Regions from separate parts of the Homo sapiens genome. Here region 2 is linked to region 1. A link is a loop called in an ENCODE intact Hi-C map of the cell type or tissue named here. Cell type or tissue: CD4-positive, alpha-beta T cell. All regions are shown on one strand. Links, peaks and the distances in the headings refer to the core of each region. The heading gives the core; the rest is flanking DNA. Region 1 overlaps KIAA0319L (KIAA0319 like). Region 2 has its middle 9.8 kb from the start of SFPQ.

What was found. Peaks named below come from ENCODE experiments on the same cell type or tissue, not always from the same donor. Only the 100,000 strongest peaks of a DNase experiment are listed, where the experiment ranks them.
Region 2: it touches region 1 in a loop (3.0-fold over the local background); 13 of 110 quality-filtered maps call a loop at or near these places.

What each region holds. Positions count from the first base shown.
Region 1 is chr1:35,447,207-35,456,349 of GRCh38, forward strand. KIAA0319L (KIAA0319 like) reads right to left here. Exons shown (of 21, transcript NM_024874.5): 10 at 8,807-9,035; 11 at 7,156-7,279; 12 at 6,351-6,483; 13 at 4,422-4,570; 14 at 3,152-3,303; 15 at 2,661-2,799; 16 at 967-1,126. Among named protein-coding and RNA genes, the nearest start is that of ZMYM4-AS1, 86 kb to the left of the region's middle. RefSeq lists a silencer at 3,894-4,073. In CD4-positive, alpha-beta T cell, for the core only: a CTCF peak has its summit at 4,049 (motif pointing right); DNase peaks (open chromatin) are centred at 4,035 and 5,115; H3K27ac peaks cover 1,826 bases.
Region 2 is chr1:35,198,396-35,207,538 of GRCh38, forward strand. No RefSeq gene overlaps it. Among named protein-coding and RNA genes, the nearest start is that of SFPQ, 9.8 kb to the left of the region's middle. RefSeq lists an enhancer at 3,652-3,831. In CD4-positive, alpha-beta T cell, for the core only: CTCF peaks have their summits at 3,905 (motif pointing right) and 4,116; a DNase peak (open chromatin) is centred at 3,886.

The DNA of each region.
Region 1 (9,143 bases), core at 1,545-6,544:
AGACTAGCTTCCACACTACTGATCTTTCTTTAAAAAAAAAAAAAAAAAAATCAAATTATGGAAATTCCTTGCTTTTAAAAACAAAACAAAAACTTCACACACATAAAACAAACCAACTTGGATCTGCCTACCCAAACTATTAAAACTAAGATCCTCAGCTTGCATATAACTGTTCTCAATCTCCACTGCCAGTCTTGTCTTCTACCACATCCTGGGGCCACTAAGCTTGAACCAAGTGACTTCTTCTGGAAGAAACTGTGTACTTTCATACCACAGGGCCATTGCTCAATGCTGTTGCCCTGTTCTGAATTTCCTCCCCATCCTCCCATGCCTGGTCAATATAAGTTTCCTTTTCCCCTTTTTTTTTCTTTTTTTTTTTTTTCTTGAGACAGTCTCACTCTGTCTTCCAGGCTGGAGTGCAGTGGTGTGATCAGAGCTCACTGCAGCCTCAAACCCCTGGGCTCAAGTAATTCTCCTGCCTCAGCTTCCCAAATAGCTTGGACTACAGGCGAACCACACTGCACCTGGCTAATTTTTAAATCTTCTGTAGAGGTGGGGTCTTGTTATGTTGCCCAGGTTGAAGTTTTCTTTATTCTAGAAAAATCTTTGGATTACTCCTACCCCAACTCTCCTAGAAGAATTCATTGTCCTTGCCACAGTGTTCCACAATGCCGCTTGTTGTACCAAACCCACACCGTACTAATGTTCCATATTTACTTATCTCCTCTACTAGACTGTGGTTGTCAAAATAGTTGACCTCCTACACCCTGGAGCCCTGCTGAAGTGTCTAGTACAGCGCATGTCACCTGCACTAGAAGACAGAAGTCTATTGAAGAAAAGGCAACATGAGTGTTTCTGGTCAGAAAGCCCACCTTTCTCTATCTAACCACACTATTTCTCAGCTCATTCAAGAAGCCCGGGGGCCCCTGGTCTTTCCTTTGCTCCCCCCATTCATTGCCCAGCTACCTCTGCTCCGTGTACGGCTGAATCTTTTGCACAATGATGTCGGAATCCAGCACCCCCAGGAGGACCCCAATCTGGCGGATGAACATCCCCTTCAGCCTCTCAGTTAGCTGACTGACGTTGATATCCAAGATGATCTCCACCAGGTTGTTTTTCCTGGGATCTGGAAAGCATGTGGATCAGTCATGGCTTTAGAAGTAGGAGAGTAAACACAGACCTGCCACTGTGCATTTGCTTTGGCACAGGAGAGAAAGGAGTGAGAACATTCAGATATCCTTCAAATGGAAAGGGACAATAGTGAATTCCTGATCGGGCAATCTGGGGCTGGCTTAGAAAGCTTCTAAAGCACTCCTGCTCTCTATACCAACCTGAGAATTCCCACACATGTGCTGGGGATAAGGCTGAAGCAGTGATGCAATGAGGGGTGGGGAGTAATGACGGGAGTGGGGAAGAGAGAAACACTTAAACATTTGTTTTAAAAGCCTCTGTGCAACTGGCAGTGCTGAGCAATCCAGGCCAAGTGGGGGTTATTAAGCAATCTCTCCTGACTCACATCTGATTTTCAGTGCCTCGCTGTATTTTGTGCACAACAATGGGAGGAAAAGTGTCCATCTCAACAACCTCCTCAATAATGGGAATGCATCCGTCCCTCCAGGTTTAAATACAGTTAACAAAAGAAAATCCAGTCAGCCAAGACACAAGGATTTCCTTAGAGCCACATCACAGCTGCACTATCTTTGTATAACTCTAAAACGGTGAGGCTATCATGTTTTACTTTTGAATATGTCCTAAAGATGTTCTACATTTGGAATTTCAAACTGATTGTTTGGAATGCCTTATTTACATACTTGAATGCACCACTTGCCTGTTCTGATGTATAATTTGCATAATTAGTAGACTATCTGTGATCTGACTTTAAACACCAAAGAGATTTTATAGTGTCTCAGCTACTGTCCTTCCTAGAGGCAGGACAAGGACTGGAAGACCTCCCAAGATCCCTTCCTGTCCAAAACATCCATATATGAGGTTGGCCTAGATAATAAAGAGTAGGTTTAAAGTTAATACCATTTCATCAGAAGCTCAGGAATTTATACAGCTCTATCCCACCTCCATACTCAGTGCCTCCCTATCACCATATTAATCTCAAAGCAAAATAAAAACATGGTTCTATTTAAGAAGAAAATTTTTATTTCTGCAAAGCTGAAAAATGTAAAGAGCACTATTACTTTACCTTCCCTGGATTATCAGACAAGGCCTGAGGCTCAACTTATAAAAATAAATTGTTTTCTGCATCTGGATGCTGATGAGACATCATGACTCAAGCTATTCCCATGCTCAGATTCCCAAGCACTCTGAGCCCTCTCTCATCAGTCACGAGGAGAGGAGAAAGTGCTGGACTACGAGCACAAAGGCCTGGCTCTGACACAACTGCTGTGTGACACTGAGCAAGTCCTGCCCTCTCTGAGTTTGTTTCTCCATCTGAGATGAATAGGGGGAGGTCTGTATTTCTGCATGGGTAGGAGGTATTATTGGAACAGACGGTCTCTATGGATTTTTCAGCTTGGGGTTTCTCGATTATTTTTAAAGCTGGACATGCCATCTGGCTCTGTCCATGCTCGGGGAAGGGGATCTCAGGATAGAGGCCTTGATTGGCTGATTCAGCAATTCTACTCAGCCTCATCACTAAATGAACTCACCAGGTTTCACCTCCACAGTGGTCCGGTCTGTGTCACTCTCACCCTTTGCATCGGTCACTTTCAGGTGAAAAGTGTAGGTTCCCTCAACCAGGTTTGAAAGAAAAAGGATAGGGTGATGGTCAGAGTGATTTAACACCTCCTGTAGGGTTGAACAACATGGCTATGTTACAGAACAAAATGCCATTCCTTTCCTGGAGTCAGTTGCTGCTTTCACCATAACTAGGCCCTTCAGGGCTGAACTGTTTCAACCTTGGGCAGTTCCTGATACGGAACAGCATTGCAGCCTACAACTGCTAGGATCAGGGAAGGGAAACCCATTCTGTGCTATACTAGCTTACAGAATGACCCTAAGCAAGTCACTTCACCTCCCTGGATTTCAGAGAACAATCTGGGTTTGATATAAGGGACCACTTGATTAAAGCATATACTGGAACGCGTGGCTCCTCCTCCTCCCCACTCCTGTGTAGCTCTCCAGCTCCTAGCACACTTACCCCTGCTGCTGGGCTCCCCTCATCTCGAGTCCAGAGGTAGCTGACTATTCCCTTGTCATCTGAGGACTTAGAGCCATCCAGCTCTGCTGTGCTCGTGGGTAGGGTAATCACCACATTCCCAGTTATCTTGGCTATAGGTGGTTTGTTTATTTCTAATCAAAAAGAAATCATTGACATAATGTGACATTCTGGAAAAGAAGAAATGTTTCTTCATGATGCTTATGGGGAAATTAAAACATCAAGAGTACCTTAACTGGAGAACCTTTTTAAGTGCCTGTCCCTGCCACCAACCAACAGTGTAGATGAAAGCTACCAGCGCTGCAGTCCTGAGGTTCCAGTCCTACCCAGAGAAATGTTCTCCTAACACTGTACAACAGAGGGGACGAGTGTGCTTTCCTCTCATATTCTCCCAGCAGCCTTCCCAAATGGAATCCATTTCTCTGCTTTGGAGGTATGTGATGATCAGAAATAACGGCCCAAACTGGCTTAAAACCTTGGAGTTTAGGTTTCACCTAGCTGATCTTGCAAATTCTCCTTCAAAATATCTTAAAATGTTATTCTCTGAATATCTTTTTGGACCCCTTCCTTGGAACTTCACAAGAGAAAACAAAGAGCTACCTCTCTTATTCGGAGCCCCACGTGAAGCTCTGTATATTCAGATGTCTGTGCAGTATTTACTCAGCTTGGTATCTTATGTCTGGAGGTCTGCATATCTGATGGTTTTTCCTGCTATCAACTTAAGGCCCTCAACTTAAGGCCCTCTCCCACAGCTCTCACTGGTCACTGTGCCTGTAAACTAGAGCAAGGCCTCTGGCTGGCCTCAGCTCAAAGGCTCAGGGCAAGCATAGTCAGCTGTAGTGCGGCCGTCATTCTCAAGCCTGACAGCAGGTGTCACTGTAGCTAACAGGAGTCACGGCCCAGGTCTCAGCAATGCAGAGGGGCAAAATAAAAATGCAAAGAATAGAACCCTTAATTCTTTCCCTATTCAACTGAGAAATAAAGTAAGGAGGGAAGGAGGGAGGACTGAAAAGAAAGTAAGGGGATGAGAGGGAAGGGAAGATGTAAGCAGGAGGAGGGAGGGAAGTTAAAATTCACCTTACAGTCCAATTAAAGGCTGTTTTAGAAAAGAAAATAACAATTGCCCTCACCCCAACCCTCTTACCCACCTCTTGCTATCTCTAATCAATTTCTGCAGGCAAACATGACAGGATAAATTCTTCAGCTATCTGACCCTAAGAGGCTGCTACACAAACTGGAGGCAGAGAGGTACCTTCTTTGACAATGACATTCACAGAGCTCTGGCTTTGCAGGTTCCTCTCATCTTTGACAGTCAAGGTGAACACATAGGTCCCCACTTGCAGCCCAGTCACAGTAGCAACACTGCTGTTAGCATTCTCGAGCTGCACCCCATCAGGTCCCCTGCAAAAAAAGAAACTAGAGGGTAGAGTTGTACCTGTCTGCTGCTGTCCTGTCCCTAACTTAGCAGGAGGAGACAATGACTCCCTCAGCAAAGACACGAACTACTGTTACCCAGACCTTGACAAGACATGTTTAAAAATATTTCAATTGGACAAAGTGTCATTTGGCCTCAAAATACAGGCTGCCTGCTGGTCAGAAAATTCAAATAGCTTTCAAACACCTCTAGCCTTATCCTTTATATGAGCTTCTAGAACACTTGAACGCTTTACCATTCTAGTTTGTAAAAGGAAGAAAGTTCTCTGAGCAAGTCTCTGATCAAAAGAATGATTTAAGAGTGATGTTTCTAAAAAGCATTTCTGGCCCAGTAGTTGGTTTGGCTCTTGCCAGCAAGGAAGCAAAATGCATTTCTTAATCACGTGCCCAAATCCTTCCTGATGAAAGAAAAGGAAATGGGGCAAGACTGCAGAGGAACTCTCAGGACAAAATCATCTTGTTTGTAGCAACTCTATAAGCAAAGTTCCCTCCAGCTCCTGGACAGGGGCCATCAAGCACCTAGGACACCCTACAACCCTTCTTCCCCCTTGTGGCCTCAGAGACTTGCCTGCAGCAGCCAAGGGAGCTCTGTGCCAACATTCAGGCTGCACACAGCCAGAGAGCCCTCTGCTCAAGGATCAAAATGCCCCAGAGCTTTTAACTACAGGAAAGCCAGAGAAATCTGCAGACATCCAGGATTTACTTTGTTTTGCCTTTTAAAGTTACAGCCTCTGATCCTGGTAGCTCCTCCTGAAGCACAGTCTCCTTCAAGAAGCTATGCTAAGCATTATCTCTGCTGTAAACACTAATAAAACTCAGCTAAAAGGTCTATCAGCCATATCTTCAATAAACAATTATAATTAAAAACACCCTGGGCTGGGTAAGATTATGTTCTACAAAAGATAAAAACAAGAGCTGAGGGAAATAATTTCTAGATTCCAACTCAGCAATCTCAAAAGCAAGTCATTTGTATAGTCAAATTAAAGTTCTTTTCCACCCATCTCCAATGCCTTTGTCAAACAAACAAACAAACAAACAAACAAACAAACACAATACAAAAAAAAACCCAGGCTGTCCTATGGTTGCTACCTTTGGAAACAGAGAATACTTTTAACTCTTCTTAGAATTCTTTTGCTACTTGTGGGATCCTGCATATAATTTCAGTTGCATTAGTTATGCTTTAAAGGAGCTAAAAGAAACTACAGGAACTAAGAATGGTTCAGTTAGGTAATTTCTATGTAATTAGAATTATTTTGATTACCGCCTTTGGCCTCTGGCTAACTTAATTGGTAAATGGTGTCTTCAAGAAAACAATAACAGAGTAATGCTTTCATTTTATGGATGTATTTTCAATTTCTCTTAATAGCTGCTCTGCCCCATCCCCCGTGCCAGCCTTACCCAGTTAATTCTGAGCAACAGTATTTTTCTGCTCCATTACCCCTTCCATCCTGCCTCTCAAGTGTAATTAAACTCTGCATTTCAGCAGATGGATTGTACCTGAAAAAGCACCAGGATCACACAGTACTACCTGGGGACTAGTTGATGGCAAGCATTCTTTTTTTCTTACAAAAATTATGATTATAATATCATTTTCTTGGAGTTGAAGTTTGGAATTGCAAACATTTCTTCCTCAGTCACCCCACTGGATAAGCCAATAAGAGCAACTCAACTCATAATAGCAAATAAAACCTTGCTCTTCCAAGGTCTGGAGGCTTTGCAAAAATAAGGATTTTGTGTCAATACTCACTGTGTTTTTTCCCAGAGATATGAGATAATTTTCTGATCATCTGAGCTCTTGCTGCCATCCAGGGTTGTGCTATCCACAGGAAGGGTCAGCTCTTTATCTGGGCCTGCATCTGCCTGAGGAGGCTTATTGTTTTCTGGAAGACAAAGAGTTAGAGGTCAAAAGCAGCCAGTCCAGGTGGGAAAGGAGAGGAACCAATTGGGACACATGTTCTGGAAGCCATGGACTCTGCCTCTCAGGCCACAGAACTGTCAGATACTGTGGGAGATGTGGTTACCGTCAGGGAGCACACAATAAAGAATATAAGGCTGAAACATATCAAGCAATTCTGACAGAAACATAGAACATAATGAAGTTATAATGCCATACTAAACTTGAACTCTAATGCTAAGGGAGTTCAAATGAAAGGATTTGAGTGACAAGACAGGGCTGTCCTGAGGAAGTCAGTTTTAAGCAGGCCCTTCAAGGACGTGGTATTGGGTTGGTGCAAAAGTAATTGCTATTGAAAGGAATGGCAAAAACCGCAATTACTTTTTAGGATTTGGGATGGCATAAACTCTATTTCCTAGGTCTCTTTGAAGGTACCAACAACAAGCCAAGGGAAGGGCACAAGCTGAGGCTGGGAAGTATCCTTCATCTCTAGCTATGAAGAAAGCACAAGGGGAAGGAACAATAGAAGTCACCAGAGGCTCTATGGATCGGTGCCTTCTGCTTCTACCCTCATACAGCTCAGAACCCAACACTCTTTTCCCCCAAGGTTAAATGGACCCACCAATAGAAGAGCCTGAACCACAAGGCTGGAGCTTACCAGGTTGCACAATAACAGTCACTTGAGCAGTGGCCTGCTGTCCTATTGTGTCAGTCACTGTGAGCTGGTAAGTGTAGTCTCCTTCTTGCATCGCAGAGAGCTGTAAGGTTGGTGTTCTAACACCCTACAAATACAAATACAGAAGTGGAAAAGTGGACTCCAGGAATCACATCACACAATAATTCCGACTCTGGTAAAAACGATTTAGTTTTCTAAACCAAAGACCTAAGATGGTACTGGGCTATTACGTACCAGTTCAGCATGTGAGTGAATATGGAGTCAGATATCATGAGGCACCTTGCTAAGGGTTTCCCCCTTCAAGGAAACAACCCTCTCTGACACAGCAGCAGTTTCAAATAAAGCCAGAACTCTCATAAGAGAGGGCAGTATTGGGAAATGTGCAGAGATTACCAAGGCCAGTCTCTATGACTCAAACCAGAAAGAATACCGTGAACAAACAATAAATGACCCAGTTTTAAAAACACTGTTTAAAAAGATCCTCTTCCTACTGAAGCTACACAGTGCTCCTAACAAAGCTGTCTCAGTGAAACATGGCAGCAGCTCAAGATGCTGTATAACACCATACTGTCTCCTTCAGGTCTGTACAGGTTCTGCAACAACCTAACATAACATTTAAACAAAAGTCAGGTAAAATGGAGGCTTTAAGGGAGGCCTTAAAACTGAGAAATATAGAATCTTGAGGGACATTATAAATAATTTTGGGCAAACTTCCAATGCAGGAACTTCCTGTAGAGCAGTAGGCAAAAACTAGTAGCCCATGGGCTGAATCCAGCTTGCAAATATTTTTTTTGGCCTGTGGTGTCTCTCATATTGGAAATTTTCACATAAAGGTCTCAATTTCTTTCTTCTCTTGAAAAGCTGGGTTATCAAGCAATGTTAGGACCATCCTTCCATGTGGCAACAACCAGCTGGACCTGAAGAGTAGATGACTCCTTTAGTCAGGGCTTAAGTTCAGCACAGCCACCATCCAGTTTTCTTTCTTTATGTTACCTGCCTGGTGACAGATCTAGTCTCTCTTCTTAAGCATCTCTAGAGAGAAGATACTCACCATCTAGCCAATCTACTCTAACTTGTTATAGAGCTCACTAAGATTTGCACCCTTGTAGCTTCTAAATAGTTTGACTCTCTGGAGTCATCCAGAACAACTAACATTTCTCAGCCTTTTCCTCTAATACTAAACATTTAAGATAATTTTTTTTTTTTTTTTTTTTTTTTTGAGATGGAGTCTTGCTCTGTCACCCAGGCTGGAGTGCAATGGCGTGATCTCGGCTCACTGCAACCTCCGCCTCCTAGGTTCAAGGGATTCTCCTGCCTCAGCCTCCCAAGTAGCTGGGATTACAGGCGCACGCCACTACGCCCGGCTAATTTTTTTATCTTTAGTAGAGACGGGGTTTCACAATGTTGGCCAGGCTGGTCTCGAACTCCTGACCTCATGATCCGCCCGCCTCAGCTTCCCAAAGTGCTGGGATTACAGGCGTGAGCCACCATACCCGGCCAAGATAAAGATTTTTGCTACCACGTTAATCAAAGGCCCCTAAAGCTTTCTCAGTTTGTTTGGAGGTTTCTAAAAATGCAGTCCAGCAGCTCTACTTCTCTTGGGCAAGAAAAAATAGGAACCATTCCCTCCTACCTGCATCTCCACCACTTTCCCTTTGCTGCTTGGGCTGAGTGACCACTCATAGCTGGTGATGCCATGATCATCAGTGCTCTGGTTCCCAAAGAGGGTGATGGAGTTTTGGGGCAGGGTGATCACTTGGTTGGGGCCTGCGTTGGCCACAGGGGGGTAATCCACAGCTTTGTTCACTGTCAGGTTTGCAGTAGTAGAGTTGGTAGCTCCATCAGAGTCTACTACAGTCAAGCTATCAGGGCAGAGAGAGGAGTGTGATCAGGGACGGGTTTAAGGAAAGAGGAATAAACACTAGAAGACTGAAAATTAAGGCTAAGAAATACCAATGTGGCAAGGTTAC
Region 2 (9,143 bases), core at 1,691-6,690, 250 kb before region 1:
TCTACCTCCAAAGTATATCTTGAATCCTCCCCCTCTACCACTACATCCTAATCTTCTCCATCTCTATGTCTCACGTAAAGTCCTGCAACCACTAATATTTCGGTCTTCTGATCCATTCTTCACATGGCAGCTAGAGTGTTATTTGTTTATTTATCTATTTATTTTTTCTTTTTGAGATGGAGTCTCACTCTGTCACCTAGGCTGGAGTGCAATAGAGCGATCTCAGCTCACTCAAAAAAAAAAAATCAAATAATGTAATTTGTTTCCCCTATTTAAAGGCCCTCAATGGCTTCCCATTGTTGTTAGAATAAAATCCAAATACCTTAGCAAGGTCTACACGTCCTGACTTGGTCTGACCCCTGCCTGCCTTCCCAGTCTTACCTCCCTAATTCCCTACTCTATTTGCACTAAGCCCTAGCTATTTTTTTTTTTTTTTTTTTTTTTTTTTTTTTTTTTTTTTCTGAGATGGAGTCTCACTCTGTCGCCCAGGCTGGAGTGCAGTGGCACGACCTCGGTTCACTGCAAGCTCCGCCTCCCGGGTTCACGCCATTCTCCTGCCTCAGCCTCACAAGTAGCTGGGACTACAGGTACCCACCAGCACGCCCAGCTAATTTTTTGTATTTTTAGTAGAAACAGGGTTTCACCGCGTTAGCCAGGATGGACTTGATCTCCTGACCTTGTGATCTGCCCGCCTCGGCCTCCCAAAGTGCTGGGATTACAGGCGTGAGCCACCGGCGCTAGCTATTCTTAAGATTTATCAAGTTACTTTACCTGTATGTTTTGCCTCAGGGCATTTGCACTTGCTCTTTACTCAGCCTGCAGTGTTCTCCCCACTCGCCCCGCCCCGGCTCTTTGCACAGATATCTTTTCTTAATCTTTTTTTTTCCTTCGCTGCTTTATGGAATGATCTCTTCATCCTTCTATCTGAGCTTGAAAATCACCTCAGAGAAGTCTTCTGTGCTCATCATCACATCCAAAGTAGGCTCCTCCTCTCTGTTATAACATCCTGTATGTAATATACATTATAGCTGTCTTCACAACTTGTGTTTTCTTGTTTATTTCTTTTTTCTCTTTCTTTTTTCTTTTTTTTCTTTTTTTTTTTTTTTTTTTTTTGAGACAGATTCTCACTGTGTCACCCAGGCTGGAGTGCAGTGGCACGATCTTGGCTCACACACCCAGCTAATTTTTGTATTTTTAGTGGAAATGGGATTTCACCATGTTGGCCAGGCTGATCTCAAACTCCTGACCTTAAGTGACCTGCCAGCCTCAGCCTCCCAAAGTGCTGGAATTACAGGCATGAGCCACCGCATGCAGCCTATTTCTTCATTTGTCCATTGTCTGTCTCCTCTGTTGGACTGAAACTCTGACTTCTTTAAGGCTGTATCACTGGCACCTAAAACAGACACTAGCACAGAAATAAACATTTGTTGAGTGAATGAATAAATAAAAGCATAATGGTGAAGAACAGGCTGTTTCCATCTGAGCAGGGTATTGTCCCAAGATCTTTCACTTTTCTGACACACTTGCTTTTTGGGGACATTGTGAGGATCGTGTGAAGTGTTTAGTACTTTCTAAGTGCTCAGTAAAGCCAGGTGCACTGGTTTGAGCCTGTAATCCCAGCTATTCAAAAGGCTGAGACAGGAGGACCACTTCAGGCCAGGAGTTTGAGACCAGCCTGGGCAACATAGCAAGACCCCATATCTAAAAAAGTAATAAGAAGAAGTTATCTGGGCGTGGTGGCAGGTGCCTGTAGTCCTAGCTACTTGGGAGACTGAAGTGGAGGGATCTCTTGAAGCCAGGACCCAGGAGTTGGAGGTTGCAGTGAGTTGTGATGGTGCCACTAAACTCTATCCTGGGTGACAGAGCAAGATTCTGTCTCTAAATAAAAGTTAAAAGTTTGGTATGTGTACCAAAAGAGTAATTATTTAATACTGTGAGTAATATCTACTTCAAATAATAGCCAGTATCAAAATAGCCAAAATCAACTGATCATTTAGTTTATGCCATACAATGTAGTAAATACTTAATATTGAATTGTGTTTTTGTTTTTGGTATTGTTTTGTTTTGTTTTGTTTTGTTGAGATGGAGTCTTGCTCTGTCGCCCAGGCTGGAGTGCAGTATTGCGATCTTGGCTCACTGCAACCTCCGCCTCCTGGGTTCAAGCAATTCTCCTGCCTCAGCCTCCCAAGTACCTGGGACTACAGGTACCTACCACCAGGCCCACCTAATTTTTGTATTTTTAGTAGAGACAGGGTTTCATCATGTTGGCCAGGCTGGTCTCGAACTCCTGACATCAGGTGATCCACCCACCTTGGCCTCCCAAAGTGCTGGGATTATAGCCGTGAGCCACTGTACTCGGCCTTAATATTGAATTCTTATTACAACTCTGAGATTTATAGTATTATTTGCTCATCTTTCAGATTAAAAAACCACCATTACTGTAATCCAAGGTAACATTATTCTTTCTCTCTCTTTTTTATTTCTTGAGAGGTGGAGTCTCATTATGTTGCCCAGGCTGGTCTCAAACTTCTGTGCTCAAGTGATCCTCCCACCTCAGCCTCCTGAGTCTACAGGCACAGGTCACTATGCCCAGCCAAGCTAACGTTGTTTTATTACATCCAGGATACACACTGGAAACTAACAATGTAACATGATTTCTCACCTAGACTTCTGCAAAAGCTTTCTGACTGGTCATCCCAATTGCCTTCCTCCTTCCTATTTTCCAGGCAGCAAGCAAATTATCATTTTTAAAGGCAAATCTGATGCTTCAGTTCCCCTCTTTTAAATTCCTTATTGTCTTCCTATTGCCCTTAGGAGAAAAAACAACCTCCTTAACTCCTATGATGTCCCTCCATTCCCTGGCCATCGCATTCCTCCCCAGCCTCATCCCTGACTCCTGAATTCTTTGCTGTAGTCACACTGACTGCCTTTAGTTCTTTTAACTTCTCACGTTCTCACCTGAAATAGTATCTTCCTGGTCACCGTCTCCCTCCTTTATGGTTAGCTCTTATCCATCTTTCAGGACTTGACTTACACTTGCCCTTCTCTGGAGGCCTTCTGTGACCCCAAGGACCAAGTTGCTGCATTTCATTAGCATCCTGTACTTTCACTCCTATAGTATTCATCCCACTTTATTATAGAGACTTGCAAAATTGTACACTTTAGCCTGTAAGATCATGAGGACAATGACTGAGATTCTCTTTTAAGCACCAAATCCTCAGGGCCTAGTGCTGTGATACTCTATATTTGAACAAATGAATAAGTGAATGAGCCCATTAATCTTTCCTTTTCTGAACCATTGAAGAATGTCCTCAACATAAATGACAAATTTCAGATATTAAACACAACTCTGTAGTTCACATCTGTGGTCAATTATCATGCCTGAATAATATGTAGAACAATCTTTACCTTGTAATACTCTGAATGTGGGTGAACTTACAGTTCAAACACTATAATTACAATAAAATGAAAATTATAATTATCCTCTTGTTTGAGTATTTATAAGGCCTAGAAGGGTAGGGGATGGAAATAATATGCTTGATGAAACACGCTGCCGCTCTCTAATGAATATTAATTCAATTGACTAAATTTACATCTTCAGCTGTCCCCCAGGGCTTGAGAAACCATGTTGGTCAGCAGGTGTTAATTTAGCTTCGTAGTTCTCTTTTCCAACTTTGAAGAGGCTATTCAGTTTTCAGATCTATCAGCGCTTGTCTCTGAGGCTTCATGCACACAATAGAGAGCTCAAATTATTTTGCTGGGGGCAGAAAAGGAGAGCTAAAAGAAGGACATCTAAGCTCCTCAAATGCACACTGCCTCCCCCAAGGAAGTGGCTCTTAGATGAGCCCAACTGGCAAACTCTAACCGTGCAGTAAAACCCTCACCACTAGGTGTCTCAGTGGCTGTGCCACTTCCTCCATCTCCTTGGAAAGCAAATAGCGGCATACACTCCATTACTCTATTGTTATTGAGCCTCCAAGCAAAGAACCTTTTGGAAGGGTTGATTTCAATACCTGGGTAAATTTTCCAGTAGATCTAATCAGTATCTAGATTGCCTCTCTTAATGAGAGAAACATTGGATTAACTGCAGTGTCTTCCTCTGTTACTGCCTTCCTTTATTTAGGGAAAACGTGCTCTGTTTGTAGTACCTTTATTTATTTAATTATTTCTCCATCTAATTTATTTCTTTATTGTGTTGGGGGATGGGGAGAGGTCTTCCTTAGTCATGATGAGCGACCCCATATTCATCACCTGTCACCCCCACACTGAACTAAATATCTTTCCAGGTTTTTTCCACACAGTTACTTTAGTCTTGAAGGCATTTATTTTCAGCTGCCCCTAAGTTTACCACTTGAACTGATTTTAAAGGTAAAAAAAAAAAAAATGGAGTTTAAAGACTCATCAAATGGAGGAAGATAGCTCAGAGGTAGGTATAAATTTTTACCATAAGTGTACTTCAGAAATTAATGAGAAAGGAAAGAAATATTCAACAAATGGTATTAGAGTATTTAATTTGCTATATATGTATATATATGTATATATATGTATATATGTATATATATGTATATATGTATATATATGTATATATGTATATATGTATATATGTATATATATGTGTATATATATGTATATATGTATATATATATAATCAAACTGATTCTAGATGGATAAAAGAAATATGTGTATTTTTTAAACAAACCCAGAAAGAATGAGAAGAAAATAGAAGTGAATATCAGATCTTTGTCAGGAAGGGCAATTTTTAAGATTTACTCTGATAGAATAAATCACAAAACAAAATATTAGTAAATTTCCCTGCATGAAGATTAGAAACCACCAGGTTAAAAACCAAGACGATAATAAAAATTAAAAGTTAAATTGAAAAAATAATTGCAAGAAAAAATTATAATAAGTGGTTAATATCTTTCCTATGTAAAGGATGTGTACAATTTTATAAGAAAAATAATCAAGATCCCAATTAATAGCCAAAATAAATGAACTAACACATGGAAAATATTCATCCTCTGATGATAATTACAGAACTAGAAATAAAAATGAGAGACTATTTTTCATCTAAGTTAACACAAATTTAAACAGCCACTACTGACATAATTCTTTTGAAAAATAATTTGGCAAATTCATTTTCTCCCTCTCTCTCTCCTTTTCCCTCCCCCTCTCCCTCCCTCTCTGCATCCTCCCCGCTTTCATTCATTCATTTATTTAACAAATACCCTCTGTGTGCCTGCCAGGTGCTGGAATCTAGCCTAAATTCTAAATACAGAAAAATTTTATGTATAAATTTGTTCATCTCCACATGATTACTAATAGCATTAAATCAAAAACATCCTACATTGTCTACATTGTCATCCAGAGGCAAGGTCTTCTTTTGCTTAAGACAATCTTAGTTTATGTTTGATATCCCAGTATAATTAATAAATAGTGCCCCCCCCCCCCCCCACTAAGACAGCTTTCTGGCTGATAGCAGTCAAGTATCTTGAGGAAGGGCCAGTTTTTCTAATTTGTACAAAAGCACCATTGGGATTAGCCACTGTCCATTAAGTTACTAAGGTTGGATGATTTCTGGTTTCCTATTTTTCTGCAATTTCTAGATTTTCTAAAATGGATTTTACGTGTGTGGGCTTTACGTGCATTAACTCATTTAATTTTCACAACCCCGTAATTATTTATTTTTCTTATTTCACCCCCTTTTTTTAAGATAAGGGATTAAGTCACCGAGAGTCACATAGTTATGAAGTGATAGAACCAAGATTTACACCTGCATAGTCCATATCCAGACCTTTAAACAGCAAGTTATCCTGTCCATAGGGATAACTATATCCAGTTGGACTTCTTATTCATTTATGGGGGGATAAAGATTACCTATGCTCACAAATGTTATTTGGAAAGTACATACAAATAGTAGCCCCAAAATGTGTCTATCTCTTACAAACAAAATATGTTCTCTTAAGTCCACTAATTATAAATACATTGTAAATACAGTAATTGAAAATAAAATGCAAGAATTCATTAACAAATAAAATGGAAGAATCCCAAATACCCAATTATGAATTATCTTTTTGATGTATAGTTATATCTGTTTAAATTTCTTTTTATTGGCCAGGCGTGGTGGCTCATGCCTGTAATCCCAGCATTTTGGGAGGTGGATCACTTGAGGTCAGGAGTCCAAGACCAGCCTGGCCAACATGGTGAAACCTCGTCTCTACTAAAAATTTAAAAAAACAGCCAGGTGTGGTGGCGCACGCCTGTAATCACAGCTACTTGGGAGGCTGAGGAGGAGAATTGTTTGAACCTGGGAGGCAGAGGTTACAGTGAGCTGAGATCCAGCCACCGCACTCCAGCCTGGGGAACACAGCGGGACTCTATCTCAAAAAAATAAATTAATAAAAACTTATTTATATTTATTTTTTTATTTATTTATTTCACTCTGGGCTCATTTCTCGATCTGTTTAAATTTCAACATATGAGGCTGGGCGCAGTGGCTCATTCCTGTAATACCAGCACTTTGGGAGGCTGAGGTGGGCGGATCACCTGAGGTCAGGAGTTGCAGACCAGCCTGGCCAACATGGTGAAACCCTGTCTCTACTAAAAATACAAAAATGAGCTGGGTATGTGGCACAGGCCTGTAATCCCAACTATTCAGGAGGCTGAGGCAGGAGAATCTCTTGAGCCCAGGAGGCAGAGATTGCAGTGAGCTGAGATCGTGCCACTGTACTCCAGCCTGGGTGACAGATCATGGCTCATTACAACCTCTGCCTGCCAGGTTCAAGCGATTCTCCTGCCTCAGTCTCCTGAGTAGCTGGAACTACAGGCGTGTGCCACCATGCCCTGCTGATTTTTTGTATTTTTAGTAGAGACAGCGTTTCACCATGTTGGCCAGGCTGGTCTCAAATTCCTGACCTCAGGTGATCCACCCGCCTTGGTCTCCCAAAGTGCTGGGATTACAGGCGTGAGCCACCATGCTTGGGCCACATACCACTTTTAAATGGATTGATGGAAAAATAATATTTTTTGTAGGTCATGTGTGGTGGCTCATGCCTGTAATCCTAGCACTTTGGGAGGCTGAAGCAGGTGGATCGCTTGAAGCCAGTTCAAGACCAACCTGGGCAACATGGCGAAACCCCTATCTCTACAAAAAATACAAAATTTAACCGAGAGTCATGGCATGTGCCTGTAGTCCCAGCTACTGGGGAGGCTGAGGTGGGAGGCTTGCTTTAAGACAGGAGAGCCCCCTGGACCACTTCACAGGACTTGCAACAGGAGTGTGGCTCACTTACTCGGCTGCCATCCTGAAACCCTTTGTGGGAGGGGGAGCATGCAGGCAAGTGGGTGCTGGGGCTCTGACGAGAGCTTTTGGGCTCCATCTCCATGGTAGCATCTAAGGGTATGCTACAATTAATGTTCTTTTAGCAGTTTCTGTCTGCAGACAGCTAAGTGTTAACCAGCTCAGTGGAGAGTCAGGGTGACAGCCTTTTACACCTTTCCTTCTTGGTACCCAGGTCCTTTTCTGGTGCCCAAGAAGAATCTGGCCACATGGACTTGAAGGATGGTGAATGTGGAGGTTTCATTGAGTGATAGAGGTGGCTGTCAGTGGGACAGGGAGCTAGAAAGGGTGTGGAGTGGGAAAATAATCTTCCCCTGGATTTCAGCCATCCCCAGCTGACCTCCTTTCTGATAGTCCAGCTGTCTCTTCAACATTCAGACGCTTCTTCTCTTCTCTCCTTCTCTGCCATGCTACTCTGCTCCTCTGCCAGTGGAGTTTGGGGTTTTTATGCATACAGGATGGTGGGCATGGCAAGCCAGGGTGGTTTTGGAAAAAGCAACGTGTGGGTGGGAAAAGAGAGATGTAAAGCTCTTATTTAGGGCTGCAGCCCCAGGCTTGTGGGTGGGGCTTTTGCGGGGAACCACCCTCTTCTACCCAGTATTTCCCTGCCTCTGGTCCATATCAACATGACCCCAAGAGGTTGAGGCTGCAGTGAGCCAAGATCACACCACTGCACTCCAGCCTGGGTAACACAGTGAGACCCTGTCTCAAAATACACACACACACACACACACACATACACACACACATATATATACATACACACAAATATATATATAGATGTTTTTGTTACATGATTTATTGAAATTAAACATGTATCACTAATTAAATGGGCAAGTGTAAAAAATTACAGTTTATGAGTGTTATTAAAGATTTATAAATACAGGCCAGGCACAGTGGCTTGCGTCTGTAATCCTAGCACTTTGGAAGGCAGAGGTGGGCAGATTAACTGAGGTCAGGAGTTCAAGACCATTCTGGCCAACATGGTGAAACCCCGTCTCTACTAAAAATACAAGAGTTAGCCAGGCGTGGTGGTGCATGCCTGTAATCCCAGCGACTTGGGAGGCTGAGGCAAAAGAACTGCTTGATCCCGGGAGGCGGAAGTTGCAGTGAGCTGAGATGGCACCACTGCACTCCAGCCTGGGTGATAAAGCAAAACTCTAGTTCAAAAAAAAAAAAAAGGCCAGGTGCCGTGGCTCACGCCTGTAATACCAGCACTTTGGGAAGCCAAGGTGGGCGGATCATGAGGTCAGGAGATCGAGACCATCCTGGCTAACACGGTGAGACCCCGTCTCTACTAAAAACACACAAAAAATTAGCCAGGCGTGGTGGCGGGCACCTGTAGTTCCAGCTACTCGGGAGGCTGAAGCAGGAGAATGGCATGAACCAGGGAGGCGGAGCTTGCAGTGAGCCAAGATCATGCCACTGCACTCCAGCTTGGACGACAGAGCGAGACTCCGTCTCAAAAAAAAAAAAAACTAATAAAAAAAGAAGTTTTTTTGTTTTTGTTTTTGTTTTTTTGAGGCGGAGTCTCGCTCTGTCGCCAAGCTGGAGTGCAGTGGCCCCATCTCAGCTCACTGCAACCTCTGCCTCCCGGGTTCAAGCAATTCTCCTGCCTCAGCCTCCCGAGTAGCTGGGACTACAGGCACACACCACCACGTTTGGCTAATTTTTTTTTTTTTTTTTTTGCATTTTAGTAGATACAGGGTTTCACCATGTTGCCCAGGCTGGTCTCGAGCTCCTGAGCTCGGGCAATCTGACCACCTCGGCCTCCCAAAGTGCTAGGATAACAGGCGTGAACCAC